Regions from separate parts of the Homo sapiens genome. Here regions 2, 3, 4 and 5 are each linked to region 1. Evidence: chromatin contacts called from ENCODE Hi-C or POLR2A ChIA-PET data. All regions are on one chromosome and are shown on one strand. The core of a region is the stretch at or near the end of the contact, and the rest is flanking DNA. Distances in the headings are between cores, read along the strand shown.

What was found. Hi-C counts contacts between places; a loop is a spot of excess contacts on that map. ChIA-PET counts read pairs that join two places held with the same protein, here RNA polymerase II (POLR2A). Pooled maps may share reads with other maps.
Region 2: a map of natural killer cell shows a loop between it and region 1 (13-fold over the local background). The contact joins the promoter of SLC12A2 here to the promoter of CEP120 in region 1. A Hi-C loop is called at or near these places in 4 of 168 maps with a recorded cell type or tissue (CD4-positive, alpha-beta memory T cell, CD8-positive, alpha-beta T cell, naive thymus-derived CD4-positive, alpha-beta T cell and 1 more) and 10 of 50 pooled maps. POLR2A ChIA-PET finds 5 or more read pairs at or near these places in 3 of 52 experiments (CD4-positive, alpha-beta T cell, CD4-positive, alpha-beta memory T cell and activated T-cell).
Region 3: a loop to region 1 is called in a pooled map, with 4 times the contacts of the local background. The contact joins the enhancer-like site here to the promoter of CEP120 in region 1. A Hi-C loop is called at or near these places in 1 of 37 single-sample maps with no recorded cell type and 1 of 50 pooled maps. POLR2A ChIA-PET finds 5 or more read pairs at or near these places in 1 of 52 experiments (GM12878).
Region 4: a loop to region 1 is called in a map of naive thymus-derived CD4-positive, alpha-beta T cell, with 4 times the contacts of the local background. The contact joins the enhancer-like site here to the promoter of CEP120 in region 1. A Hi-C loop is called at or near these places in 1 of 168 maps with a recorded cell type or tissue (naive thymus-derived CD4-positive, alpha-beta T cell), 3 of 37 single-sample maps with no recorded cell type and 7 of 50 pooled maps.
Region 5: a loop to region 1 is called in a map of CD8-positive, alpha-beta T cell, with 13 times the contacts of the local background. The contact joins the promoter of DMXL1-DT here to the promoter of CEP120 in region 1. A Hi-C loop is called at or near these places in 2 of 168 maps with a recorded cell type or tissue (CD8-positive, alpha-beta T cell and naive thymus-derived CD4-positive, alpha-beta T cell) and 9 of 50 pooled maps. POLR2A ChIA-PET finds 5 or more read pairs at or near these places in 1 of 52 experiments (CD4-positive, alpha-beta T cell).

The regions. Positions count from the first base shown.
Region 1 is chr5:123,420,890-123,426,882 of GRCh38, reverse strand. CEP120 (centrosomal protein 120) reads left to right here and starts at 3,480. Exons shown (of 20, transcript NM_001375405.1): 1 at 3,480-3,933. The coding sequence starts at 3,885. RefSeq lists a silencer at 3,780-3,939 and an enhancer at 3,269-4,214.
Region 2 is chr5:128,079,296-128,085,128 of GRCh38, reverse strand. SLC12A2 (solute carrier family 12 member 2) reads right to left here and starts at 1,363. Exons shown (of 27, transcript NM_001046.3): 1 at 419-1,363. The coding sequence starts at 1,174. SLC12A2-DT (SLC12A2 divergent transcript) reads left to right here and starts at 1,954. Exons shown (of 4, transcript NR_152813.1): 1 at 1,954-2,159. RefSeq lists an enhancer at 210-379 and a silencer at 870-1,699.
Region 3 is chr5:126,746,902-126,752,908 of GRCh38, reverse strand. LMNB1-DT (LMNB1 divergent transcript) reads left to right here. Exons shown (of 4, transcript NR_134485.1): 4 at 488-946. Among named protein-coding and RNA genes, the nearest start is that of LMNB1-DT, 27 kb to the left of the region's middle. RefSeq lists enhancers at 2,696-3,621, 4,754-4,803. Within about 2 kb of position 4,673, at least 9 of the 41 ENCODE cell types and tissues checked have a DNase peak (open chromatin) inside an H3K27ac peak, as active enhancers do; they include GM12878, where a contact is called at or near this core.
Region 4 is chr5:126,444,771-126,450,378 of GRCh38, reverse strand. All of the region lies in intron 1 of GRAMD2B (GRAM domain containing 2B), which reads right to left. Among named protein-coding and RNA genes, the nearest start is that of GRAMD2B, 24 kb to the right of the region's middle. RefSeq lists an enhancer at 4,354-5,553. Within about 2 kb of position 3,703, at least 10 of the 41 ENCODE cell types and tissues checked have a DNase peak (open chromatin) inside an H3K27ac peak, as active enhancers do.
Region 5 is chr5:119,067,768-119,073,794 of GRCh38, reverse strand. It overlaps DMXL1-DT (DMXL1 divergent transcript), which reads left to right and starts at 2,905. Exons shown (of 3, transcript NR_134250.1): 1 at 2,905-2,989. DMXL1 (Dmx like 1) reads right to left here and starts at 2,708. Exons shown (of 44, transcript NM_001290321.3): 1 at 2,139-2,708. The coding sequence starts at 2,225. LOC124901209 (small nucleolar RNA U13) reads left to right here and starts at 4,395; the gene lies at 4,395-4,498. RefSeq lists silencers at 2,272-2,551, 2,862-2,941.

The sequences.
Region 1 (5,993 bases), core at 2,231-4,730:
ACTCCATCTCAAAAAATAAATAAATAAAATAAAAAACCTGTCAGTTTAAATTTATAAGCTTATAGTGTAATGAATCTCATATTGTCTTATAGATAAAAATTACATGTTACTAGCATTTACTTACATATTTTGAAACAGTAATTGGTACTTTATTAACTTACAACAAGATTTTCCCTCATAAATTTAAGCTTAAATGTGATGATTTATACTAGAACTGAAGTTACTACTGTTTAATATCACATATGAAAGGAAATTAGATTATAGAAAAACAGATATAGATGATGATAGGATTATAATTCCATTTCTAGATGAGGAATTTCATATCATTGATTTTGTACATTCTGTTAGAGGAAGCACCAGGCCAACTAAATTGGTGACTTTTCAGTAGCTGTGCTGAAAGTGATTTTAGAAATGATGTTGTTCAGGAGGAAAATCCAAATAAAGGGAATCATGTGAAATTTACTACATGAAAAAGTTTCTTTGTTAATTTTAATAATCTGTCAGATTTTTTATGACCTAAAACTATTCTATGGCATACAGTAATGGTTTATAATCTAGGTGTGAAGCCCTGCTAGATATCCTAAAGCAAAACAACAAGGTATGCTGATGGACAGTTCCTGGCTCTTTTCACAGCTACTACTTAAAGTCTGAGATTGTTCATATAAAAAATAGTAACTAAGTGGCATTTACTACATTTAAGTCCTGCACTAAAGAACCATGCATACTATCGTTTTATAGCTGAAACTGAGGCTCAAAGAGGGAAAGTGATTTGCTTAAGGTCACCTGACATGCAAATAGCAAAGGTAGGTCCCAAACTCTGATCTTCTGGGGTACTCATTCCATCAGAGGTACTTGGGCCTCTCTTTGTCTATAATGCTAAGTACTGTCTTGCACCACTGATAACATTATACTTCGCTTGTGGTTAATTTGTTTCCTAATCTTTAAGTGTTGTTAATGTGTACATATTTATTAGACTTCTCAACAGAGGATATGTTAAACCACAACATTGGTATTATACCAACAAAATTCAGACTGTGGTAAACTCTGCAGACACGACCAGTTTCTTCAATAAAGAATTTCAAGAAAAAAAAAAGAAGGATTGGGTACCTCCATTAGTCCGTTTTCATACTACTATAAAGAACTGCCCAAGACTGGGTAATTTCAAAAGGAAAGAGGTTTAATTGACTCATAGTTCAGCATGGCTAGGGAGGCCTCAGGAAACTTATGGTCATGGCAGAAGGCAAAGGGGAAGCAAGGCACCTTCCTCACAAGGCAGCAAGAAGGAGAAGAGTGAGTGAGTAAAGGGGGAAGAGCGCTTAATAAAACCGTCAGATCTCCTGAGAACTCACTGACTATCAGGAGAATAGCATGGAGGAAACCACCCCCATGATTCAATTACCTCCATCTGGTCCCTTCCTTGACACTTGGGGGTTGTGGGGATTACAATTCAAAATGAGATTTTGGTGGGGGCACAAAGCCTAACCATATACATTAAAAAAGACAAGAGACATACCAACCATTGTATTTTGGAACTTGTTTGGATCCTGATTTGAAAAAACCGACTGCAAACAAATTATTAGACAATCAGAGAAATTTGAACAGTATATATTTAATGGGATTAAGAAATTTTTGTTAATTATTAAGTGTAATAATGGGATTGTGGTTAAATACTTAATATTTTAAGATTCTTTAAGAAGTCGTTATCTTTTTTTTTTTTTTTTTTTTTGAGACTGAGTCTTTCTCTGTGGCCCAGGCTGGAGCGCTGTGGCATGATACCGGCTCACTGCAACCTCTGCCTCATGATTTCAAGCGATTCTCGTGCCTCAGCCTTCTCGTGCTTCAGCCTCCCAAGTAGCTGGGATTTCTGGCTTGCGCTACCACGTCTGGCTAATTTTTGTATTTTTAGTAGAGACGGAGTTCTGCTATGTTGGCCAGGTTGGTCTCGAACTCCTGACTCAAGTGATCCGCCCACCTCAGCCTCCCAAAGTGCTGGGATTACAGATGTGAGCCACTACCACACCTGGCCAAAAAGTCTTCATCTTTTAGAAGTACGTATCCAAAAAGATGAATTGATGTGATGTTGGGGATTTCTTTAAAAATAACACAACAGATGAAGATGATTGGTCTTAAGTTGATAATCGTTGAAGCTGGGGTCTGGGTAACTGGGGGTTCATTATATCATTCTGCTTTCTTTAAAGTATGTTTGACATCTTCCACAAAAATAATGCATTGTTCAATGATGAATCCAAAGTAGATCATTACTTTGATTTTACATTGAATAGTGCTTCATTTTAAGAATGCCTGTGATAGGACCTGAAAGGGCCTTAGAAGTAATTAGTCCAATCTCTACATATTCCTCCTTTTCTTTTGGGCAGAAAGCAAAGAAGGAAGAATAAAGAAGAGGAAGAAGAAAACAATAGTGATATTATATTATTTGCTCTCAAAATAACTTCTAAATTTCCAAAACAAGGAAGCAATAGAAGAAAAAGAAAACAGCGAGATATTATATTTGCTCTCAAAACAACTTCTCAATTTACAAAACCAGAAAGTAATAGGAGAAGCCGCACTTATGTCCACTACCTAGTGCTATCTCTGCAGCTTTATTTTATTATGATTTACTTTTGTTTTCCGAAGCAGAATTTTTCCCAAACTTAATAGTGTCCACGATCGCTCCAACCAATTCGGTTATTTAAGTTTCAAGCTAGATAACCTCCAAAAGAACTTTGCCTTTGACTTGAATACATGCTTCTTGCAATTTGAGTAGTGTTTAGGAGGCCGTTCCCTTTACAAGTCTTGAACCGTTTCTTAAATCTGAATTTGGGAGACGTTAAGGGGAAAGGGTCGGCAGACAGCACCTCAATGCCTTGTTTATTTTTGGTTTTGAGTTTGCTAATAACTTTGTCATCGGGGGTGGAAGAACCTTTATATTTCATTGCCCACGTGACAGTGTTTTTGTTTTAGGGGTAATTTCTAAGGGACAGGAAATTCTCGGGGAGTTTACGTCAGCTTTAACAAGTACAGTAATTACCGTATTGAAGCTACTTGTTTTCAAAGGTCGGAAATTTGAGGTGCCGCGTGAGCACGATTTAGGGACTTTAGAGTTTAGATTTAAGTCATTATTTTTTTGTGATTTAATTTTTTAAGCAGTGTTGACACTGGGTACGTCAACTAAGCTAGGTTTTTTTGTTTTTTTAATCCCCACTAATATAACTCTCAGGTTGTGGCTGAAGCATAAAGCAGGTAATACGCTACACTCACGCTCCTTAAAGGCTACGCAGCTTCAGGAAGCGTTTACAGCAGTAGTGCGCTTGCGCAGCTGGTCCCACACCAAGTCGCCCGCCTCTCCTCGTCCGGCTAGCAGAGGGCGCTGTGAGGTAATGAAGGCGTCCTCCTTAGGGCTCTGGAACAGAGCGTAAAAGGGCGGGAGGCGAAGCTCGCTGACGGGCGTTCTAGCCTTGACTGCTCTGTCTCTATCACCCGTTGTCCTCCAACCTCCCCTGGGCACTGGGCCTGCGGGCCTGGTTGCTAGGCGGAAGCTGGGCGCGGCGGCGGCCGCTGCGGCCGCCCGGGCGTTTGAAAAGCGGCTACGCAGGCGGCAAAAGGTCCTCGGGTGGCGGGCTTGTCTCTGCTTGCAGACTGGCAGGGCTGCAGCGTGGCTTTTTCCTTGAGTCGGGGCACAGTTAGGATCTGGGCTGGCGGCCCGAGGCAGAGGAGCCGGGCGCGCTGCAGCAGACGGCGGTGGGACCTGGCTGCGGAGCGGGGTCCGGGCATCAGGGACCGGGGGCGGGCAGTGGGGGTCCCGCCGGGGGTCCCGGATTACCCGCGACTCAACTGGACCTCACTTCCCCCCAGCCGCCTTCGCCCCCGGACCGCTCACCGCAACCATGGTCTCCAAATCCGACCAATTGCTCATCGTCGTGTCCATCCTAGAAGGTGAGCAGCCTGAGGCTTGCTTTTGCAACTGCTGCCTCCCGAGTTTTAAAAGCTTAGTGTGGGACCGAGGCCTTGTTAACCTTAAGAACCCTGTCATCTGTGCTTTTGTGGTCCCCACAGACTTGTTCAAAGTTGTACGTAGTGAGGTCTGTTAGGCAATTGATTTAAAAATCTCTCCAGGGATATGAGCGCTATTAGGGATAAGTGATATTTAGCGTGACTAGCCGTAGCCCCAGAGAATCTAGAGAAAACGATTTTCATCCAAAGCAGCACGTCGATGGCTTTTATATATGAGCTGAACGTGGTCCTGAGAAGCGCGTTCTGATCAGCGGTTCCCAATAATAGCACTTGTAAGAGCTTTGACTTGAATACAGGCTTCCTGCGATTCCAGAAGTGTTCCGGAGGCAATTCCCTTTACACGTCTTGCTGGAGGACTCAGGGGACTACAGTTCTTAAGAGGGTGTATTATACATTCCTTAAAAGGTGTGTTTTGGATGAATGACATTGGTTTATTGGGACTCATTGAGTGTCAGACACTGTGCTGGGAATGTAAGAATGAAACAGTCCTGATTCTAAAAAGCTAAGGATGTAGCAAGGAGAGTGTGTCAGCAAATAATTCATCAGGATGTGGAAGACCCTAATGAATGACCACCTCTGTCTAAGGAAACTGCGGAAGTTTCACTAGAGGAGGTGGCATTTTTTGGGGTCCTACAGATGATTAGGAATTTGTCAGGTGAAAAAAGGAAGGGCATTCCAGGCAAAGAGAAGAGCAGGGAGCACTTAAAGTATGGAAAAGCAAGACACGTTTTGCCTTGCTTAATTAAATTCACTCAGTAAACATTGGTTAAATTCAGTGTGGTTGGAGAACAGATTTGCAAGAAAGTGGAGGGCATAGGAGATAACAGGTGAATTGAGGACACTTTACGAATAGTATGTTAAGAAGGAGTCATCTTGAGCCAGAGCAGAAGCCTGGCTGCATTTTTTCCCCCATGGGAGAGTGTTTTATAAAGGCCTGGCACTGTGTGAGGGATGAGAGCAAAGGAAACATTGTAATCCTAATCTTTGAATTTTGGAACAAGAGACTGACCAGAAAAGCCATAAAGATTTGGAGCACTATTAACTGTTAGTTTACTTATTGTTTAAAAACATAGGACTGAAATAACCTTAAAATTTGGTTAACAACAGTTTTTAGACTTATAACTGACCATGCTATGAGGAAACAAATACCTCCATTCCCTCCAAGGATGTAGAGGTCTGTCCACGTGGGGAGATCACAGGACACAATATGTTGGGGTATAATATTTAAAATATGTGATATGTACTGTAAATATAGGTTTGAGGGTAGGGTGGGTGGGATGGCTGAAGTTCTTTAAATAATAAGTGAGCTTTAGATATGTGACAATAGAATTCTATGGACAACCCAGGCCAGTCTGACAACCCAGGACATAAATGCAATTCATTTGGGGAAGCTAGTTTTAGAGCAGCAGAAAATGAGGTCCTGAGAGAGGCCTGTTAGTGCTAATTGGGAGAGCTGTGCGATGTGTGTTAATATTCCTAATACAGAGTTTCAAGTGAGAGCCTCAGGCTTAAACTCAAAAGGTTAGCAGTCAAGGTCTTTCTGACCAGCTTGATTCCCAACCAAGTAGCTTGTGCCGGGGTGAGCATGGTGGGTGGAACATTGAAAAGATCAGCAAGATGACCAGGGTAGAGGAAGGTGAATATTTAGAAATGTCATGGTAAGAAATGAGCTTGTACAACTGGAGCGAATAGGCCTCAGAGGATCTTGAAAGCCAGTTTAGAATTAATGTTCCAAGAAATAGGTTGGCAGCATATATTCCTAAATAGAATGCTTTTCTTGAGTTCAGTTTAGTAGCAGTGTGCAAGGAAGAGAACCTGGAGTCAAGGATGTCTGTTAGGTTGTTTCCACAAACATACCCAAAACTAGCATGTGGTCCTCCCTCCAAACTATTCTTCTCTCTTGTTCGTACTGTATTTCCATTCATCATAACCATGCTGTTGCCTTAAGCCAAGAACCAAGGAGTCATCCTCAGCCTGGATTC
Region 2 (5,833 bases), core at 114-2,613, 4.7 Mb before region 1:
GCCACACAACACAATCTTTCAAAACGACACAGATGGTAGGTGCTCTCCAACCTCTCTCGAGAGATCCTCACTGCACATTCTCCTCTAAAGGGCCCACAAACACTACTGTCATTCAGAGGGATGGTGACTGTTGAGCGTGGGTGGGAAAGAAAGTGCACACGAGATACCTAACTGGATGGGGAAGGTTGTTAGAGGCAGCCCTCCGGTATCACGTAACTAGCCAAACCCGCTACAAACTTTTGAGAGATTAAGTTAACATTCCTCGGCAATTCCACCCTTGACAGCTGAATCCAGAGATGCCAGCAAGTCGTGCACGTCTACTACTCCCGCCACCTCAACTCGGGAAGAGTCTGCAGCCACATCCCGCGGTCGGCATGCACCAGGGGCTGGGGAAGAAGGGAGGGCTGGGCGAGCTCACCTTTTCCAGCTCGTCGTGGAGCTCCGCCAGGCTAGGCCGGAGCAGCTTCTCGCCCAGCTGCGCGGCTGTGTGCCGGTAGTGATCGATCCTGGGCACAGCGTCCATGGTGTTGTGGCCGAAGGTGCGCAGGTAGTAGGTGTTGGTGTGGGTATCATAATAGTAGTGCTGGTGGTGCCCACTGCCGCCGCCGCCGCCGGAGTGCAGGCTGCTGCCCTCGCTCAGCACCGTGTCCCCGCCGTTCTGGAAGCTCACGTTGGGCCCGTCGACTCCGACCCCGGCAGCATCTGACAGGCTGTCTTCAGCCGACGAGGAGGCAGCTGGGTCCACGAAGTTCACGCGGAAGCGGCCCTTGGCTTCCTCGCTGCCTTTAGCCGGCTCGCTCTCGCCGCTGGCTTCCCCGTCCGCGGGGGTCTGCTTGGCCCCCGCCCCAGCACCAGCCGCCGCCGCTGCCGCCGCCGCCGCCGCCGCCGCAGCAGCGGCCCGCCCGGCGTTCTCGGAAACCAGGTCCACCTGGAAACGGCTCTGGCTCGGGGTGGGCCCCAAGGGTCTGCCCAGCCCGTCCCCGGCCGCCGCGGGGCCCTCATCGCGGACCCCGCCGCCGTCCCGGCTCGCGGGCGCAGCATCCTCCGGCACCGAGGGCACAGCCGTGCCGGGCAGTTCCACCCTGGCTGCGGCCAGCGCAGCGGCTGACGGCGTCTCCCCGACCCCGGCCAGTCCCGGGGCGCCGGAGGAGGGCGCCGTGGGCCGCGGCTCCATAGCTGCCCGACCCCCGGCGGAACTGCAGAGCCCGGCGGACGTCTCCGGCAGCACGCCCTCCACACCCCTGGCCGGCGGTGGCCACAGCCGCAAGACCAGGTGAGAGAGTCTTTCTCCCCGCCGCCTGCGGGCCGCCGCTAGCCTGGACGGCCACAGAGGCCACCGGCAGCCGAGCGAGCGCGCGAGTGTGGCGGGCGCGGGGCGGGCCCCGCTGTTTAAAGCCTCGGCGGGGCTGCGGCGGCGGCGGCTCCGGCAGCAGCACGCGGGAGGCGGGGCCGGAGGCTCCTCCGCCCCTCAGCCCGCCCACCCGCGGTCCCGCAGCGGCGCGCGGCTGACGCTCCCTCAGCGATCCGGCCCTCCGCGGCTCCTGCGCGACCCCACGCAAAAGCGCCCCGTGCGAAGAGCGCGGCCAGCCAGTCCGCAAAGGGCCTCGGGCAGTGCGGGCAGCACGAACGGCGCGATCGGGGAGCAGGCGCGGCTACGCTCCGCCTCAGTGATGTCGCCGGGAGGATCTCCGCGCGGCTACCTCCTCTTCCGCCGCCTTCCTCCCACGCCTTCACCTCCCTCCCCCGCCGCGCTCTGCGGCGAAAAGGAGCGGGCTCCCAGGCCACCTCCCCTCTCTCCACCCAGGGGCCGCGCGTCAGTGGACCTGCAGCCCAGGCAACGGGGCTGCGGACGGCGCGCGTGCCCTGCCTCGCCTCACGCCGGTAGCTGATGCTCCCGCGGCAGCTGCCACCCCAGCGCCCCAGCCACGGCTTCAGAGGCTCTCGCACGCTGGCTTTTTTTTTTTCCCCCCGCTTTGGTGAACTCGCAGTACTTGGGCTGAGCCCGAAATCTCGCGAGATGCTGCAGGCGTCAGTGCGGCTTCCCACTAGGCGCGTGGTACCCGAGGCCGGGCCGGAGCCGCAGGCCAGCCGCGATTCCTTCGGGCGATGCTGGGGGCTTTCCGGTCGGGGCCGCAGCCGCTTCCGGAGCCGCGGGCGAGGTGCGTTCCCCAGCCTGGTTTGCTCTGGGCTCTGACCCGCCGCCGCGAATCTCCGCTCGTAACTCCGGGCCTGAACCTGGAGGAGGGAGGATTTCCTCTGTGCAGCTTTCGAGCGGTAGACTCACCCTGCCAGGCAGACCTAGATTGGCATAACCAGAGATCAGTTCCAGTTGTGATGCAGTGGGTGTCTACACACTTCTGATGACACCTTTATTTTAAAAGCTGATGTTCCAAGGTGAGAAGGGAGCTTCTTTGAGACGTCATGTTGTTTCAAGACGAGTTTTAATTTAAGGCATTTCCAAAAGTGATATGCAGCTCATCTCTCAGAATACAATGCCGGCAATAACTACCCGTGGAGTCCTTACCAGGAGGTTTCTGCGTGATTTGGGTTGTGCAGAATTCCTCTGCTTATATAGAAACAGAAAGGTACTCCTCTGCAGGTCTAGTTTCTCTTCGGTAAAATGTAAGGGAATATAACTGTGTTCCCACTTTCTTAGCAGCAGAAATTTTTAAACCTATAGATTATGCCCAAAGTCCTAAGTAAAATCAATGAATGGCGTCCTCCAATTACTTGGTTTTTATTTATGTACTTTTTTTTTTTTTTTTTGAGACGGAGTCTCGCTCTGTCGCCCAAGCTGTAGTGCAGGGGTGCGATCTTGGCTCACTGCAAACTCCGCCTCCTGGGTTCACGCCATTCTCCTCCTGCCTCAGCCTCCTGAGTAGTTGGGACTACAGGCGCCCGCCATCACGCCCTGCTAATTTTTTGTATTTTTAGTAGAGTCGGGGTTTCACCGTGTTAGCCAGGATGGTCTCGATCTCCTGACCTCGTGATCCGCCCACCTCCGCCTCTCCAAGTGCTGGGATTACAGGCATGAGCCACCGCGCCCGGCCCTTGTATTTTTAAACTTTGACTTTATGGAGACGAACACCATCGTTTGCTGAACACTTGAAACATGATGAAAGAGCCACAGAGTTGGCAGAACTGTTTGAAAATGCTGTAAGTAAAAGCTGCAACCAGGCAATTTTCAAAAAATTGTCATAAACATGATCTTACTTGAACTTGACAACTTTTCAGGCTATTTTATTATCTCTATTTTTAAAGACGGTGAGAGGGGAAAACAGCTGTTGCATCAGGATTTTTAAAGCTCCTTTTGAGCTTTAGTAATAACCAGAGGAGGCCAGAAAAATGAGGTGGTCCTTTAAGCAGTGCAGTTTTCTACTAGGGAATTGCTGCATTAGTAGTTGATCCGTGCAGTACCTTTCAGCTCCACAACGAATTCTGCCACTATTGGAATTCAACATTCATTTAGTTGAATAAATACTGAACAGGTACTATGAGCTACTCTGTATTTACGGGATATAGCAGTGAGCAAAACGGACAATCCCATCTCTCATGGAGTTCTTTCTAGTGAGAAAGAGAAACAATAGACAAGATAAATAGGTAAAATACATAGCATCCAAGCAGTGAGTACTAAGGAAAGGGAAATGGGATATTTGTGTGAAATGAGGATCATAAAATTTTCCATAGGATGGCCTCACTGAGAAGGTGATATTTGAGTAAGGAAGTGAGTGATATGAGTTCTTGGGAAAAAAAGTGTCTGAAGCAGAGGGAAACCAAAGACCCAAAGGCAGGAGCATGCTTAGCATGCTCACGGAATTGCATGTAAGCCAGTTTGGCTGGAACTTGCTTAAGAGATGTGAAGAATCAAAGGCAATTACATCAGAGAGCTTAGGATATGGGATGTAGTAGATCAGAATGTTTAGGACCTTTTTTGGCTGTTAGACATACTTGACTTTTTTAGTAGAATAGTGTGTTAGTCAGCTCAGGCTGCCATAACAAAATACATAGATTGGGTGGCTCAAACAGTAGAAATATATTTTCTCACAGTTCTGCCTGCTGGAAGTCTGAGATCAGAATGCCAGCATGATCATGTTCGGGTTTTCTTTTTGGCTTGCAGACAGTACCTTCTCAATGTCTCCTCAGATGATAAAGAGAGCGTTGTCTCTTTTCTTATAAGGGCACCAGTTCTGTGGAATCAGGGCTTTACCCTGATCACCTCATTTAACCTTAATTATCTCCTTAAAAGGACTGTCTCCAATACAGTCACATAGGAGTGAGGAGAGGATTCGGGCTTCAACATATTAATTTAGCAGGGTACACAACAGTCCTTGGCAGATGGCAGGTTATTGGAAGGTTTCAGTGGAGGAATGACATCTGCCATTTTTAAAGGATTCATCTAGCTGTCTTGTAGGTAGGCAAGGGATAAATGGTTGGGTCAAAGAAGCAAGGAGATGTGTTAAGAGGTATTACAGCAATCCAGGAAGTGATGATAGCGCTTTGACCACAGTGGGTATCAGTGGAAATGGGGAAAAGTAGTTGAATTCTGGGGAAACAATAGAATTTGCTGATGGATGTGAAGTGTGAGAGTCCAAGGGTTTTGACCTCAGCAACTGGAAGAATAGTATTGCTATTTTCTGAGATGGCAAAGGAGGTTAAAGGAACAGGTTTGGGTTGGATGAATATCAGGAGCTTAGTCTGAGATGTCTGTTGGAAGAAACACACAAATGTGTATTAATAATAAATAGTAGTCACTCATATAAATTTGTAACTGCAAACAGAAGTTCTAGGGGATAGGAACGTAGTATAAGGAAAATGCAAAATAGGCCAGACTTAGTCAAGACAGAAGTGACTTTTTAGCAAAGGTCTAAAGGAAAATTAGGACCAAATTGTCACTAGAGGGTTTCCAACAAGGGAAATATTGTGGACAAATGCCCTCATGGAGTGAGCAGGGACTATCAAAGAAGCAAGAAGCTTGAAATCAGTTTGGTTAAAGCATAGGGAAGGATTGGGGGCAAAAGTAGTAAGAGATGTGTCTGTATTCTAAAAGCCCTATAAAAGCATTAATGGGTTTCTGGATAGATTGAGGGGCACATAATCAGATTTGTGCTTATTAAAACTCTCTAGGCCTGGCAAGGTGGCTCACACCTGTAATCCCAGCACTTGGGAGGCCAAGGCGGGTATATGGCTTGAGCTCAGGAATTCGAGACCAGCCTGGACAACAATAATGAAACCCCATCTCTACCAAAAAAACCCACAAAAATTCAAAAATTAGTGGGGCGTGGTGGCACGCACCTGTATTCCCAGCTCCCTGGGAGGCTGAGGTGGGAGGATCACTTGAGGTGGGGGTTGTAGTGAGCTATGATTGTGCCACAGCACCCAGCCTGGGCGACAGAGTGAGACACTGTCTCAAAAAATAAATAAATAAAAATAAAACTAGTTATATTATGAGCAGAAGAGTGGAGAAGAGGAAGAATAAGCATGGAAAGTCAGGACACAATTTCACTAATCTAGCTGTGAGTTGATAGTAGTAATAGTAGTTAGCCTTTATAGAGAATTTAGGTCCTGGATACTGTGCCAAAATCTATACATTCATAATCTTACTGAATTCTCGCAACACTATGAAGAAAATCATAAGATTACATCCATTTTACAGATGAAAAACTTGGTTAAGGAAAAAATAAGTAATTCCAACATTAATGAGCACATAAAAGACCTACAAAGGTCAGGAGGTGAGAAGAAAATCAGATGAAGGCATTTGAAAACAGGATCAGCTGTGTTAAATTGGGCCAAGAGGCAGAGAAAAATGAGTTGAATATATATTGACTTTAGTAAC
Region 3 (6,007 bases), core at 3,424-5,923, 3.3 Mb before region 1:
CTGCACCCATTAACTCGTCATTTAGCATTAGGTGTATCTCCTAATGCTATCCCTCCCCCCTCCCCCCACCCCACAACAGTCCCCAGAGTGTGATGTTCCCCTTCCTGTGTCCATGTGTTCTCACTGTTCAATTCCCACCTATGAGTGAGAACATGCGGTGTTTGGTTTTTTGTCCTTGCGATAGTTTACTGAGAATGATGATTTCCAATTTCATTCATGTCCCTACAAAGGACATGAACTCATCATTTTTTATGGCTGCATAGTATTCCATGGTGTATATGTGCCACATTTTCTTAAAGCTGATGTGTTTTAAATTATTTGAAGGTAAGTTAACACAATGTTTTAGAAAATCACTTAAGGACTCTGGGGGAAATATGAGGTCTGTTAACTTAAATGTTTTTTTTTTTTGTCCTGGGTAGTTTTTGTGGGGTTTTTTTGTTTTTTGTTTTTTTGTTTTTAAGTAAAAATACGTTATACTTCCTTTCAGAATTCCATCATCACTTGGGAGATTTCTGCGAATCATCACTAAAGCCATTCACTTTCTCATAACTAAACAAGAATCTTCTTCTGGAGTTAAGTATCAGATATGAATGTTCTCACTGACCTCAGGAAGCAAAAGTCCTAAATCATTATATGGCAGTGAAGGTACAAAAAAAAAAAAAAATCAGCAGGAAATAAAGCGGAACTGCTGCCAACACATACAAGCTGCAGTAGCACCCACAAAATGTGTAGTATCTATTCTAACACATTCATTGGACTGATTACATTGGCTCATAGACTTGGTTAACTCTGGAAGAACATAATAGGTGTTTATTGTTTACTATGGGGATGGGAAACATAATTAAGTCTATAGTCTCCAATTCTTCTCAAGTTCAAATGAAACCAACACTTTTGGTTTTGTCTTAACATTCAGGATGTGTTTCTAATTAAACTGAAATCACAGTAAGCACCTCCACTTTCTTTCTTGGGATCTCTATCATGAAAATTAATTGTGTGATTTTCCCCTCCCACCCAACCCCGCTTCTTCTGGAAAAAGCTATATTTACACTTGCTATACCTGAAAATCCCCATTTGGGGCAGAGTAGGCATTATGGCATTTGTCTGATCTCTGGTGTGCCCAAAAAGAAATCGCCTGAAACTGGGGGCATATTAAGAATGCAAATGGTGATTTGGGTTAGAGTTCCAACCTGTAGCTAACTAGAACATCCTTTCATTGACTTCTACTCTCTCAATTAGTGTTTTGTTTTTTTTTTTGGTTTTTTTTTTTTGAGACGGAGTCTTGCTCTGCCGGCAGGCTGGAGTGATGCAGCACGATCTTGGCTCACTGCAACCTCCGACTTCCTGGTTCAAGTGATTCTCCTGCCTCAGCCTCCCAAGTAGCTGGGATTACAGGCACGTGCCACCACGCCCAGATAATTTTTGTATTTTTAGCAGAGACAGGGTTTCACTATGTTGGCCAGGATTGTCTTGAACTCCTGACCTCGTGATCCGCCTGCCTTGAGCCTCTCAAAGTGCTGGGATTATAGGTGTGAGCCACTGCGCCCGGCCTTTTTTTTTTTTTTTTTTTTTTTTGAGATGGAGTCTCGCTCTGTTGCCCAGGCTGGAGTGCAGTGGCTTGATCTCGGCTCACTGCAACCTCCAACTCCCGAGTTCAAGCAATTATCTTGCCTCAACCTCTCCAGTAGCTGGGATTACATGTGCCTGCCACAGGGTTTCACCATGTTGGACCAGGTTGGTCTCGAACTCCTGGCCTCAGATTATCTGCCCGCCTCGGTCTCCCAAAGTGCTGGGATTACAAGCATGAGTCACTGGGCCTGGCCTAGTGTTCTTTATCACTCAAATAATTGTTAGACGATCTTAAGAGAACTCCTAGTCCTACGTTTTTGTGAGGATGTCTTATAAGACCACACATTTCCTGGTCTAAATGCAAATTTCAAACATCTCTTAGAGGTTTTTTCGTTAAGTTCAGTGAGTGAGTCTTATTGTTACCTACAGGTAGTTGGATAGGCAGGAGCCAGACAGGAGAGGGCTCTCCCCCACCCACTAAGCCTATCAGCAATTACGGCATTGCCTCTCCGAGTGCGATAATTCGGCAGCGCCAGGGAAAAGGCATTTCCTGAGGGTCCACACCTGTTAATATGAAATGTTAATTGAATGCAAGCCTCAGGGAGAAGAAACTTCCTGGGCATGCATATTAAGAGGCAAAAATGGCGAATTATGATCTTCCAGGTAAACTCCACCGGCAAAAGGAAGAAAGCCTCAGATAGGCATGCTTATGACTCCCTAAACACACTGCGCTGTGCTCAATTCCAAAGGGTAAGGAGGGCACTGTGCAGGCGGGCAGCCCACCCTAAGGGAAGAATCATGGGAAAGAGGTGAGCTTATACAAGTCCTAGTATCACCGGGCGCGGTGGTTCATGCCTGTAATCACACCGCTGCACTCCAGCCTGGTGACAGAGGGAGACTCCGTCTCAAAAAAAAAGTCCTAGTATCACAGTTAAATGGGGCACTTGACTCTCCCTTTTTGTTCTTTGGGTCTCTTCCAAGTGTGCTTTCCTTCTTTCCTATTCTAAAGCCGTTTTAAACAAACTTCTATTCCTGCTCCGAAACTTGTCTCGCTCCTTATGCCCTTCAGTAGAATTCTTTCTTCTGAGAAGGCAAGAACCAAAGTTGCTGCGTACCTATACAGATGTAAGGCTGGATAGGTGGCTGGTAACTCAGGGTGGCTCTGATCTCTTCCGCTGGTAACATTATTGTCAGCGGAAACTGACAATTCCCGCCACACTGAGTGAGTCCTCCAGCACCAGAACCCTGACCAATTCACCTTTGCATCCCTAGTGCCTAGCATCATTCCTGCTATTAGGAAGTTCAATAAATATTTATCAAATAAGCATATCATTTATCTTCCCTACTAGACTTTTCTTCTCAGAGAGATTAAGAGCCACGTGGACTTAAACTTTAGATTGGACACAGGTCTGACAAATTAGATGCACAGGGAAAGGACTTAAAACATTTATTTAGGGCCGGGCGCGGTGGCTCACGCCTTTAATCCCAGCACTTTGGGAGGCCGAGGCAGGTGGATCACGAGGTCAGGAGATCGAGACTATCCTGGCCAACACGGTGAAACCCCGTCTCCACTAAAAAAAAAAATACAAAAAATTAGCCGGGCATGGTGGCGGGCGCCTGTAGTCCCAGCTACTTGGGAGGCTGAGGCAGGAGAATGGCGTGAACCCGGGAGGCGGAGCTTGCAGTGAGCCGAGATCGCCCCACTGCACTCCAGCCTGGGCGACAAGGCAAGACTCCATCTCAAAACAAAAAAAAATTTTTTTTATTTAACATATATTTGTCAAATTAAATAAAAAGTAGTATGTTAAGAAAAAACAAAGATATTTCAAATACAGAGTCTACAGTGAAGTTGTGGAGACTGAACAAGGAATATATTTTTTAAAACAACCAGGGTGGGCCTGGTGGCTTATGCCTGTAATTCCGACACTTTGGGTGGCTGAGGTGGGTGGATTGCTTGAGCTCAAGAATTTTGGCAATATAGAAAGACCGCGTATCTATAAAAAATCAAAATAAATTTTAAAAAAGAAAAAAGCCAGGCGCGGTGGCTCAGGCCTGTAATCCCAACACTTTGGGGGGCCAAAGCGGGCAGATCACGAGGTCAGGAGTTCGAGACCAGCCTGGCCAACATGGTGAAACCCCGTCTCTACTAAAGATACAAAAAATTAGCGGAGCGTGGTGGTGCGCACCTGTAATCCCAGGTACTCGGGAGACTGAGGCAGAATTGCTTGTACCCGATAGGCAGAGGTTGCAGTGAGCCAAGACTACACCATTGCACTCCAGCCTGGGCCACAGGGCGAGACTCCGTCTCAAAAAGGAAGAAAGAAAGAACGAATGTAAAGAAAGACTGAAAGAGAAAGAAAGAAAGGAGAGAGGGAGGGAAGAAAGAAAAGAAAGGAAGGAAGGAAGGATGGAAGGAAGGAAGGAAAGAAAGAAAGAAAAAAGAAAGAAAGGAAGAAAGAAAGAAGAAAGAAAGAAAGAAAGAAAGAAAGAAAGAAAGAAAGAAAGAAAGAAAGAAAGAAAAAGGAAGGAAGGAGAGAGGGAGGGAAGAAAGGAAGGAAGGAAGGAAAAAGAAAGAGAAAGAAAGAAGGGAGGGAGGGAGGGAAGAAAGAAAGGGAAGGAAGAAAGGAAGGAGAGAAAGAAAGAAAGAGAAAGAAAAAGAGAGAGAAAGAAAGAAATAAATAAAAAAAGAAAGAGGGAGGGAGAGGGGGAGGGAAGAAAGAAAAGAAAGGAAGGAAGGAGAGAAAGAAAGAAAGAGAAAGAAAAAGAAAGAAAGAAAGAAAGAAAGAAAGAAAGAAAGAAAGAAAGAAAGAAAGAAAGAAGAGAGAGAAAGAAAGAAAGAAAAGAAAAAGAACCACAACCCACTAAAAATCCCTGGGTTTTGTGCTTGGAGCCAAAGAAGTAGCCTTCAATGCAAGCGCCACTGAAGGGAAATCCTGGTGGGCTGGGGATCTGGGGGCGGGCCTCAAGTGAGAAGTAGAACCTACTCTGACTGTGAAGCCTGAGCAAGAGTCAGACACAACGACAAACCAACCACTTCCACCTACACAGGGTTCCTAAATAGTCACCACCCCCACTCTTTTCAGTTGGATGATGAGTCAACTAAAACTCTCATCAAAGCTGCCAGGCTTTTTGCCCCCTGCTGTTTTTAGACCCAAGACGAAATCCTCAAGGTACTGAAGGAGATCAGAATCTGCCACCCCCAAATATGCCACTTCCGCATAAAGATGATTTTGAGCTGATGGCAATTAGGAAGCAGCACATGAAGGAAGAACTCCGTGTCCTCCCACTTTCTGCCTAAAAGCAGGGCATAAAATCCTCCTTCTAAAGGTGTTTTCCTTTTCTATATCAGAGAGAGGAAAATGACTCTTATTTGCATAACAAGGCTTACTAAACGACACTTATCTACTATACATTTCCTGGTCACCTTCCTGCCATTTACCACTTTTAGAAGGCCAAACTCTTTTTCCTCTGTCTGGTCACTTCTCCACCAGTTATTGCTTTTCATTAAAATGGTATATAAGCCCTTGGGTCTAACTACCTCTTTGGGTTTCCACTTTATTTCTGTAAAGTCCCCGTGCACATACAAATGTTAACATTAATAAATGCTATGATTTGAATATTTGTCCCCTCCAAAACTCATGTTGAAATTTAATTTTCAGGCCAGGTGTGGTGGCTCACACCTGTAATCCCAGCACTTTGGGAGGCTGAGGCAGGTGGATCACCTGAGGTCAGGGGTTCAATACCAGCCTGGCCAACATGGTGAAACCCCATCTCTAGTAAAAATACAAAAATTAGCCAGGCATGGTGGTGCACACCTATAATCCCAGCTACTCTGGAGGCTGAGGCAGGAGAATAGCTTGAACCGAGGAGGCAGAGATTGCATGAGCCAAGACCACGCCACTGCACTCCAGCCTGGACGACAGAGGGAGACTCCATCTCAAAAAAATTTAAAAAAGAAAAGAAATTTAATTTTCAACGTGGTAATACTGACAGGTGGGACCTTTAAGAGGTGAATAATGAATTAGTGGGATAGTGTGGTAATGGGACTGGTAGCTTTATAAGAAGAGGAGGATCTGAGCTAGCATGCCCAGCCCCATCACCATGCAATGCCCTACACTGCCTTGTCACTCTGTAGAGAGTCTCCACCAGCAAGAAGGCCCTCACCAAGTGCAGCCCTCTGACCTTGGACTTCTCAGCTTCCATAACTGTAAGAAATATTTTTTGTTGGCGGAGCACGGTGGCTTACGGCTGTAATCCCAGCACTTTGGGAGGCTGAGGCGGGTGGATCACGAGGTCAGGAGTTGGAGACCAGCCTGGCCAATATGGTGAAACTCCATCTCTACTAAAATACAAAAATTAGCTGGGCATGGTGGCACGCACCTGTAGTCCCAGGTGCTTGGGAGGCTGAGGCAGGAGAATTGCTTGAACCCGGGAGGTGGAG
Region 4 (5,608 bases), core at 2,454-4,953, 3.0 Mb before region 1:
TTATGCTAGAAATACATGTATTTGGTCAGAAGAGAATTTTTTACCTGTTAATAGTGCAATAACCTTTTAGGTTAAAACAGACAAAAACCAGGGCCATTAGAAGCCGACTTAGAAGAGAGAAATGTTCACTTTTGTTTTGAGGCACCCCTCTCCACCCCCGTGGAGACGAGCTGTACTACTCTGGCCCTCAGCTAAGCCCCTGAAAGAAGAGCTGCCTCTTACCACTCTGGCATCTACGATAACTACAGCTCTTTCTTTCCTCCTATACCCTTCATTTCCTGTAACTCTGTCTTCTGTTTCATGTAGGAGGAAAAAAAAAAAGAGATCAAAAGCCAGAGAGAGCTTAAAAGACCAAGTACATGGGCATTGTAGCAGAGTTAAAAGTTACTACGGGAGTCCAAAATAGTTCCAGAAACCTGTCGCTTTGTTTCTCCCTCACTCAAACTCTGCATTGCTACTTCCTCAGTCTCCTGTGTTCTGATCTTACAGTGCAGAGCCACACACATATGAGGACAGAGTAGGGTGTTCACAGGATGTGACACACAGGACTCTCCCAGAGGCCAGGTTTCGGTCTCATGCCATATCCCACCAAGTGAATCAACACGGGCATCAGCAGCACACGTGAAAATTCTCTTTGCTTAAATGCCAAGTATTATTACAGCTCAGGATTCTTTTTCTAAAAAAAATTAATGGGACTCAACTTCTAGAGAAGAAAGACACTGTCACTTTAAAAAAGTGGAATATATCTATATATTGGTGAAAGCAGTTTTATGTAAAAGGCTTTGATTTAACCAAAACACCCTCATATTAGACATACGTAAGGAAAAAGAAGCTCATGATATCCCATGGCGAAAAATAAGAGAGTATAGTTTTAGTATTTCAGATTGTGAGGTTTCAAAGGTGTTAATCTACCTAAGGATGTAAATGTCTCTTATCTGTATTTGGCTTTCCTTAGAAGTTATCCATGTGGTTTGTCATGTTAGTGTCAACAATATAGAATTATTCCATATTGTTATTATGTAAAAATATACATGATTTTAATTACAACTATCAAGATATGGAATAATTGTGGAACTAGTGATAGCTCCTCACTGCTGTTAAAATGTTTACCCCAATATTTTAAATATAACTAACTTTTACGGGATAGAAGAATTAGATTGAATATAATTTGTACATGACAGTACCACTTTCAAGGAAATAAGCAGTGGATCTAAAAGATTTTAATTTTATATTTGACATCTTTATTTACTGTCCTTAATTTCTCCCACCACAAATATGCATTTTCTCTATCTGGACTTGAAACGCATCGCTTTGGAAAACACATCTCTGCCTCTTCCCTCTTCCTTGCCACTCCTTTCTACTGGATTTCCCGGATGACTTTATATTTGCATGGTGCTTTGCCGTTCAAAAAGCATTCATACCCGTGACACCATGATACCACACTAACCCTCATGCAGGCATGAAAGACAGGTGTGTTAGACAGGTGTTTGAGGCCGGCATGTAAGACAGGTGTTATCCACATTTCACAAATAAGGAAACAAAGATGAGTTCGCTGAGGGCCCACACAACTCCAATCTTAGTGACTGAAGCCTCTATTACTCTCATACTATGACTAGCCTTCTCTTTCCAAGCCCGGTCAGACACCAAGACCTGTAGACTTTACCTCCTTAATATTTTCCAGTTAAGTCCCCTCTTTTTCTTTCCCTAATTTGGTTGGCTTAGCTAGGGTCCTTAATGCCTCCTGCCTGGACCACTATACCTCCCTACCTCATTTGAGTTATATGTGACCCCTCCTCCTTCCATCTATATGGAAGATCACTGTGCTCTGTGATCTTTGTAAAGCCCAAATATGATCATATCATTCCTTCTCCTCCTTTAAAACCCCTTTGGTTCTCTGTTGCCTACAGGATAAAGCTGAAGATGAGTACAGAAAACAGGTCCTCTGCAATGTGAAGCCTCCCTTTCTGGCTTTGAACCTCTTGTCATGCTGCCCCCAAGCACCCTCCTCCTGGGCTGCCATGCCTTCTCTGTGGTCCCTTGCAAGCACTGTTTATCTTTCAAGATTTAGCTCTTGATGGGGTCACCTCCTACCTGGCAACTTCCCCAACCCCCTCTAGGTCCTAAGGACTGACCTCTTCTTCTTTGTGCTCCTTTCCAGTACCCTGTGACTGTCATGGCAACTGTATCACTTTAGTATGTGGTTTATTTAAAAATTATAAATGGGGTCAGGTGCTGTGGCTCACACTTGTAATCCCAGCACTTTGGGAGGCTGAGGCGGGTGGGTTACTTGAGGTCAGGAGTTTGAGACCAGCCTGCTCAGTGAAACCCTCTCTCTACTAAAAAATACAAAAATTAGCTGGATGTGGTGGTGCATGCCTGTAATCCCACCTACTTGGGAGGCTGAGGCAGAAGAATTGCTTGAACCTGGGAGGCGGAGGTTGCAGTAAGCCGAGATCATGCCACACTGTGCTCCAAACTGGGCAACAGAGTGAGACTATTTTTTAAAAAAAAAAAAAATTATAAATGGGCTACTGTTTACTTGTCTTTGCCCTGCTTTGACCATATGCCTCTGGAGGGCAGGATCCTGGTCTTTTCACATCTCTGTATCCCCACAAAAAGGTTCAATTCATTTACCTTAAGGACTTCATGTTCCTTAAATCAGCTCTAAAGGCCAGGCTTTCTGATCTCTTTCTTTTTTTTTTTTTTTCTTTTTTTGAGACGGAGTCTTGCTCTGTCGCCCAGGCTGGAGTGCAGTGGCACGATCTCGGCTCACTGCAAGCTCCGCCTCCCGGGTTCACGCCATTCTCCTGCCTCAGCCTCCTGAGTAGCTGGGACTACAGGCGCCCGCCACCACGCCCGGCTAATTTTTTGTATTTTTTTAGTAGAGACGGGGTTTCACCGTGTTATCGAGGATGGTCTCAATCTTCTGACCTCATGATCTGCCCGCCTTGGCCTCCCAAAGTGCTGGGATTACAGGCGTGAGCCACTGCGCCCGGCCTAGGCTTTCTGATTTCTAGCCCAGGGCCCATTTTGGCTACACCAGACAGTATAAATAGCAATAGGAATGGATGTACTTCACTTGGAATTCCTGGGCTTGGGAAAACTGGCATGGGAAAGGCCAGGAGTTTTCTGCTGGGGTTTGGATCCTCTTCTGGAACAACCCCCCATAATTCAGTAGACTAAAGTACTGAGGGTGCTTTTGGTGAGGCAACCGCCTGCCCTTCCAATTCCTTCAGACAAAGATTAGACAGATGGATCCTGTGAAGGTTATGGCGAAAGAAGGAACATTTCCATCGAGGGAGCTTTACCATTTCTTCCCACGAAACTAGGTGAAAGGTAGTGGAGTCTGCCTAGTTACTGAGGCCAAATGATCTCATAATTACTGCTGGGAGGGGCCGTCATGCCTTAGTTTGCTTTACTTTGCTAGAGTGTAAAGGGTAATGCTTAGATATTAGATTCCAAGAAACGGAAAGGAAAGAGGATTGCTTTCCTTCATTTTATGCCTTCTTGGAAATGGAGAAGTTTCCAGGAGAAGAATCTGTATTCCATGGTCTGTGGCTTCCTAAGAGTAGCTCAAGTCCCAGTTTCTGGGAGTGGCATCTTCATAAGGATGTTTATCATATTTCAGTGTCTTAGTAAGGGCCCCAGTTTCCTCGCCTCCACACCAAATCCTCCTCCCTCAGCCTGTGTCACAGAGCTGCTCTCCGTCACACCTTACTCAAATTGAGAACACATAGGTTTTTTTTTTTTTTTTTTTTAATTTTTAAAAGCTTGGGGAATGTAAACATTTTCTACATGACTAATGAAGCTAGGCATTGTAGATAAGAGAAGCAGTGAATGTTTTAAAATCAGTCACGGTTACTGCTGGATTTTATTAGAAACACTCAGACTGGTCTAGTTTTGGGGGGTTAATATGAAATTTATAGCACAGCTGAGTAAATAAGGGTATCCACTTATTTTCAGAAATGATTTTTGAAGTTTAAACCACTTACTATGAACATTTTATAACATAGAAAACAGGTACAAAGTAGATAGAATAGTATAAACAAGGCAATCTTGTTTCATCTATATACCTGTAGCCCACCACTCCTACCTCCTACTGGTTTTGAGACAAATCCCAGACCACACTATCTTTTCATCTGTAACTATTGCAGTGTATAACTCTACAAGATAAAGATTCTTTGAAAAAATAAACACAATACCAATATCAAACCTTAAGGCTAAAAATTGTAATTGATTTTTAAAAAAATGAGTGAAATATGGCTGTTTTTCAGGGAAACTATTAGCACAATGTAGTAGTATTTAGGATTGGAGTGGACTAAAGCATCTCTAGGCACACTGTTGGGTATCTGGTTACCCAGTAGGGGACTTGGGAGAGTTCCTGTTCTCACACTAGTCCACATGGCTCTTGCTAGCACAGCAGTAGGAGCTGCCTACTTTGACATCACCAGGTACCAGGACCCCTTTTCTCTTGCCCTTCCTGCTCTGGCTATACTGGAGAGAGGAAGAAATGGAAATGCCATTCCCCAATCTCAACACCTGAGTCAGATTCGGCTCTCTTGAAGCTGAAGAAGAGAGATTCCCAATGACACGAATCAGCATGAAAGGAATTATGGTTGTGAACAGAATGTATCAAAGTGGGTGGTGTCCATGACTCTAGGTGGGATGATGGAGTCACTCTGCATCCTGTCTGTGCCTCAGGCTGCAGCTGCTTCTCTTTAATCTGCCCTCCCACCCCCTCCTCACCCCCCACTCCCCACCACATACCCAAGAGACAGTGAGAGAAACCTGAGCAGCAGCAGACATGGGGTGATGTGATATCCAGGCTGCCCACTTCCTCTGGCCCGTCAATACTTTGTGTCAGCAAGTCCTCAGGCTGTGCTGGCCCTCAAGATTGTCTGGATTTTTCATATGAAAAAAAGCTCAACATCACTGATCATTAGAGAAATACAAATCAAAACCACAATGAGATACCATCTCACACCAGTGAATGGCGATTATTAAAAAGTGAAGAAAAAACAGATGCTGGCAAGGCTGCAGAGAAAAAGGAACACTTTTACATTGTTGGTGGGAGTGTAAATTAGTTCAATTATTGTGGAAGAGAGTGTGGCAATTCCTTAAAGACCCAGAGGCAAAAATACCATTTGACCCAGTAATCCCATTACTGGGTATGTACCCAAAGGAACAGAAATCATTCTGTTATAAAGATACAGGCACAAGTATGTTCACTGCAGCATTATTCACAATAGCAAAGTCATGGAATCAACCCAAATGCCCATCAATTATAGAGTGGATAAAGAAAATGTGGTAAATATACACCATGGAATACTACGCATCCATAAAAAAGACTGAGATCATGTCCTTTGCAGGAACATGGATGGAGCTGGAAGCCATCATTCTCGGCCAACTAATGCAGGAAAAGAAAATCAAACACCGTATGTTCTCACTCTTAAGTGGAGGTTGAACGATGAGAACACATGCACACAGGGAGGGGAACAACACACACTAAGCCCTGTCAGGAGAGGTGGGAGGGAGAGCACCAGGAAGAATAGCTAATGGATGCTGGACTTAATACCTAGGCAATGGGTTGATCTGTGCAGCAAACCAC
Region 5 (6,027 bases), core at 1,656-4,155, 4.4 Mb after region 1:
TAAAGAGTCAAGGATGAACAGGCTGCAAAGGAAAACCATGACTGTTAAATCCTTAAAATTCCATCAAAACTAAAGAGAGCTGAACTCTCTTTATACTTAAAAATTTATTTTTAGTTTATTTACTGAATGCTTCCAGAGACCTGGAAGAAATCTGCAGTAGGCTTGGTGGGAGATTAAATCCTACTCAATGGAAATGAACTTTAAAATTCAGCAGAACTGAGCAACAAGCTACATGATGGTACAGGATGACCATCTATCTAATCCTCCTCGGCACATTAACTGATCTCTCCTTAAAAACAATACACAGACATTCACCAAGGTTTTATAGAGGAATGCATCCAGGTATATAAATAGGCCATCATACTGCATATGCTTTGAAGTTCACACCACTGCTTACATAGATTGTGAATGCCTTCTTAGAAAAAATTCTTAGGGCTGGGCATGGTGGCTCACGCCTCTAATCCTAGCATTTTGGGAGGCTGAAGTGGGAGGATCACTTGAGCCCAGGAAGTCAAGACCAGCCTGGGCAACATAAGGAGACCCCTCTCTACAAAAAATAGAAAACTTAGCCAGCCGTGGTGATTAGAATCTGTAGTCCTAGCTCCTCAGGAGCCTAAGGTGGAAGGACGGCTTGTGCCGGGGAGGTCGAGGCTGCAGTGAGCTGTGATCCCGCCACTGCACTCCAGCCTAGGTGACAGAGGGAGACCTCATTTCAAAAGTTTTTAAAAAGCAAAAGTTCTTAGAATTTACACTGGAGAAAGCACTCATATAAATTTAGGAAATGACAGAGAATGCAACAATATTATCCTATAATTTCCCACTAGGAAAACCTTCTAAGGATGATGTTTACTTTCCTCTCAAGCAGCAAGAGCAGAGAGCAATGCCCAGGTGTAAGGAAACTATAGTTGCTCACTGGGACCCTCAGAGCTCACTCTTTTCCCAAGTATTCAGGCTGGGCAAACATTTAGAATTGGAATCCCGATAATTAAGATGTGTATGAGTCAATCTAAAGGGGAGGTACAGTCTCTATTTGAAAACAAAATGCTTCTTGGCACAATTCTAAAAGTACAATTCAGGCATTAAATGCCTCCACCATTTTAAATGCTGAGTATTATTTATTCTGACCAACAAAGACCACAGAAAAATTAAAAGCAGAGAAAAAGATTAGAAATTTAACACTCCTAAACCTGGGGCATTGGTTACGTTGTTTACTTTGTGTCACTTATACAAAATTAAGTTTTACTTTTATTTTTTTTAAAGAAAAAAGCCTACAGCACTTAGTATTCCCAGGCAGTGACAAGTTTTACTTTTAATCACAACTAAAGAGGTATCTACACAAATTGTAGCAAAAATCATTAGCATTATAAATTTATGTAGATAAAAGTATCATGTGCAATTACTGACTTATATTTTGAAATTGTTATTAAAAAAAAACCTATAGTTAAGGTAGAAAAATGCCACTATACTGACAAGTAGCCCGAAATTTGGTGCCCTCTTCTTGTCAATATGTGACCAATGAAAAGCAAGTTAAGCAACCTTAACCTGGGATTACCAGGTTATTGTAAAATATCCAAGAAATATTTTTAAAAATGAAAAGGCTTTTTTTTCTTTCCGAAGTTATTTCTCAGGGAATTAGAAAAGAAAATAAATGAAAAACACTGTTCTCAAGGCTAGTTGTTGATGGCAAACAATTGGTAATTGTTTTGAGACACCCACTTTTTAACTACAAAGATACTTGACCTTAACTTAGAATACAAAATGAAACCAATCTCCACTATTCCTAAATTTGACAATTTGAACCTATAGAATGGTATAAAAAAGCCCCCAACTCGTTACTCAACAAAGATTTTTGAACAAACGACTTTGGCAAAGCACCCTGGCCCAAGGCAGACAGACCAAAAACTTTAAAAATCCTACAAAATATTCTAACTTGAGTTCAGGCTCCATACAGTACCTCACTGACCGACATGGTTTTGCTTCCTTAGTTCTCAAGGGCCAGGTCTGCTGGGTTCTGGGTGGTAAGGACCCCCCTGGGGAGACAAGACCTCGCGCCTCTGCCCGTCGTTCTGGGCCAAGCTCGGCCCAGAATGACGGGCAAAGGCCGGGCCACGGGCGACGCGAGGGCCTCCCTCACTCACCGTGAAGCGCTGGTCGCCAATGCTGCCCACGGAGAAGCAGTGGTCGCCAGGGTTCACAGCCCCGGTCAGCACCTGGTGCAGGTTCATGTCGGCGCCCTAGTCCTGCAACGGACACCGCATCCAGCTCATGCCACGGGTCAGCGGCTGCTTCCCTCCCTCCTTCCCTCAGGGGCGGCGGCCGCTCTTCGGTGGCGACGGCAGAAGCAGCGACAGGCGCCTGGAGCCGGAGCCGCTCAGCTGGGGCCCGCGACTCATCCCGAGCCCCGGAGGGCGAGGCCCGGAGGGGGCGGGTCGGCGAGAGGGCGGAGCGCCGCGCTCCTTCGCGCACCTGTCACTCCCCGCGCTAGCCCAGGTGAAGCTCAGGGTCCCCTCACCGGCCACGACCCGGGGCCGACTCACCGGCCAGGAAGGCCGCGCTGTCCACACACTTCCTCTGGACCTCGGGCAGCCGCTCCTGACCCAGCCCGAGTGGCGCAAGCAGTACGCGCTCGCACTCCCCGCCTGACCTGTCCCTTCCCGGCTCCGGTGCCCGCCACCCCCACAGTCCTCCGCCACTCACTACGCGCCTCTGGATCCCTGCGGCCGAAATATCGCGAGACTTCGCTCGGGGCAGCTGCTACTGTGGTAAAGAATTCACTTTTTTACCACAGCGTGCGTATCAGCAAGTGAACATAAAAACGCCTCTTCTAGTCAGAAACTGGCCAATCCCGACCCCCGGTCCACCTAGGGCTCCGCCCACCACCGAGAATAAGCCAATCTCTTTGAGGCTTCTACAGGAGAACGCCGTGCGTTTGAGCTTGAACCTGATAAGCCTGGCAGAAGCCTGATGAACCCAGAATGAGTGAGATGTGGTAAGTTGTGCTTTAGGTTAGGGCGTCATCTAACTGTTGGGCCAGAAAATTTAAAGGGGAGAAGTGCATCCTAAAGGGAGTTGCAGTTTCCTCGGTTCTGGTAGGACTACAAGTCCCAATATGCACCGCTCCCCCGGGCGACCTGAGTGTCTCTTGAGTAAATGTGACCCTTGAAACGTCTACGTTAGCAGCTTAATGGTTTCTCCAGCCTTGCGCGTGTTTCCAAGTCCCTAAACGGGATGGTTTTTGAAAGGCTCGAACACTTGACAAGTAGGAAAGTGGTATTTTCTTAGCCTAAGTTATCTTAACACGTGATTTGAAATAGTGCTGGTAATAACAACACACCAGCCCTGCATTGAGCGTTTGTTTTGGAAAAGAACCTAGGAATTCCAGAATGATCAGAGTCACAGCTACAAACTGAGATTCAACTCTCATTGTATTTTGACACAAGTTTTGTATTATAATTGACAAACATCTGTTTATATGTCTCCCCCTGTATACCGTAAGCCTCTTTGGAATACAGAGGAACAGGACACAAGTCTGTCCTTAATGTCTAGCACCGCACCAGTCCCACCCATTCAGGGTGTTCTGTAAATGTTGCATGAATGTGTATAGAAACTCTCCAAATAGGCCAGGCACGGTGACTCACGCCTATTATTCCAGAACTTTGGGAGGCCGAGGAGGGTGAATCACGAGGTCAGGAGTTCGAGACCAGCCTGGCCAACATAGTGAAACCCCCTTCTCTACTAAAAATACAAAAATTAGCCGGGCGTGGTGGCTCCCACCTGTAATCCCAGCTACTCGGGAGGTTGAGGCAGGAGAATCACTTGAACCCGGGAGGCAGAGGTTGTAGTGAGCCAAGACCCCCGTTGCACTCCAGCCTGGGTGACAGAGTGAGATCCCGTCTCAAAACAAACAACCCTCAAAACTCTCCAATAGGCCAGGCACGATGGCTCACGCCTGTAATCCCAGCACTTTGGTAAGTCGAGGTGGGGGCGGGGGGATCACCTGAGGTTGGGAGTTCGAGACCAGCCTGGCTAACATTGTGAAACCCAGTTTCTACTAAAAATTAAAAAATTAGCCTGGCATGGTGGCACGCGCCTGTAATCCCAGCTACTGGGAAGCTGAGGCGAGAGAATCGCTTGAACCTGGGAGACGGAGGTTGCAGTGAGCCAAGATCGTGTCATTGCACTCCAGCTTGGGCAACAAGAGAGAAAGTCAAAAAAAAAAAAAAAAAAGAGAGAAAAGAAAATAAAGAAACTCCCCCTTTTGTTGTAGTATGAAGACTTCAAACTATAATAATACTAGGGTGGGACGAGTACTAGTAAATTTATTTCCTTTTATTTTTACTACATTTTTTGCAATGTACATTTACTTTGTCTGACAATAAAAAGCTACTTACGAGATACTTTTTAGTTCATAAGTGGGATGATTGTGTGTTCACACTTGTGTGAGACGTCCCTCCCTCAAACCTTGTTGCGCCATCATCTGCACATTACCCATCTGATGTGGGGAAAAAAAAAAAACCCGAAACTTATTTAAAAAATGAATTTCATTATGTATTCCAGGCTTTTCATAAGATAAGGGACAAAACTTAATTTGTCTTTTTTTAAAATATACTTATTTTTTGAGGTCTAACATACCTACAGTTTGTCTTTTATTATTTCAAATTATACTTCAAGTGCTTTTTAATTTTATATTTTAGACCCAGAACCAGGATTGTTGTACTTGTGTGGCTCCCACATAAATTCTGTGGCTGGTTCATAATTTAACATGTTTACTCATTCTATTTTGCCCATTTGTTAGTTTTGAAGAGCATTCCACGTATTAGAATAAAACTGAGCAACAAGATGCGGGGCGCGGTGGCTCACGCCTGTAATCCCAGCACTTTGGGAGGCCAAGGCGGGCAGATCATGAGGTCAGGAGATCAAGACCGTCCTGGCTAACACAGTGAAACCCCGTCTCTACAGAAAATACAGAAAAAAAAATTAGCCAGGCGTGGTGGCGGGCACCTATAGTCCCAGCTATTTAGGAGGCTGAGGCAGGAGAATGGCGTGAACCCGGGAGGCGGAGCTTGCAGTGAGCAGAGCTTGCGCCACTGCACTCCAGCCTGGGCGACAGAGCAAGACTCCATCCCAAAAACAAAACAAAACAAAACAAAAAACAACAAACAAACAAAATTCCCTTTGCCTCCAAGATGCTGCCCCTCACAGATCATCTCCTAATGTCATAAAATTCCCCTACTAAGGTTCTGTCGAATCCTAAATCTATTCCTGATTTATTGTGCAACTTTGACATGACTCTGACCTTATGGGAAGATTAATAAGAAGGTGGAGGAGGTGAAAGTAAATTTTAGGTTGTTTGCCCCTCATCCTCCTGTTCCTGTTTCCTTACTGCGGGTCTAGAAGGCAGCACTGCATGCCTCCATTCCACTTGCTCAAAGTCTCCACATTCCTTCTACCAAAGGCTCACAAATCAACCTGCTAATCCAAGAAATCCAGGAGAAGGGCCTGGTGCAGTGGTTAACACCTGCAATCCCAGCGCTTTGGGAGGCTGAGGCAGGAAGATCCCTGAACTCAGGAGTTCCAGGTTGCAGTGAACTATGATCACGCCACTGTACTCTAACCTGGGCGATAGACCTTGTCTTAAAAAAAAAAAAAAAATCCCGGAGAATTATTGAGTCTAATTATCCCCTCAACTATAATTGAATTATATCCTTCCATCCTTTGAATGCTCACTGACTGTGTGCTTTGGTGGTTTTCTTTTTTAGTTTCTAAAAAAAAATAAGAGAGAAAGGATGGCTCTACAAAAAAAAAAAAAAAAAAGTCTTGCTGTATGCAGCGCCAGTAGTCCCAGTTACCCAAGAGGCTAAGGCAGGAGAATCGTTGAGAGTCCAGGAGTTCAAGTCCAGTCTAGGTAAAATAGATCACGTCTCTTAAAAACCAAATAAAAAATTAAAAATAAAATAAAGGAAGTCTTTTATTGTATAGTTTGCATTATTACTAGCAGCAAGATGTCTTACATAACCGACGTGCCAT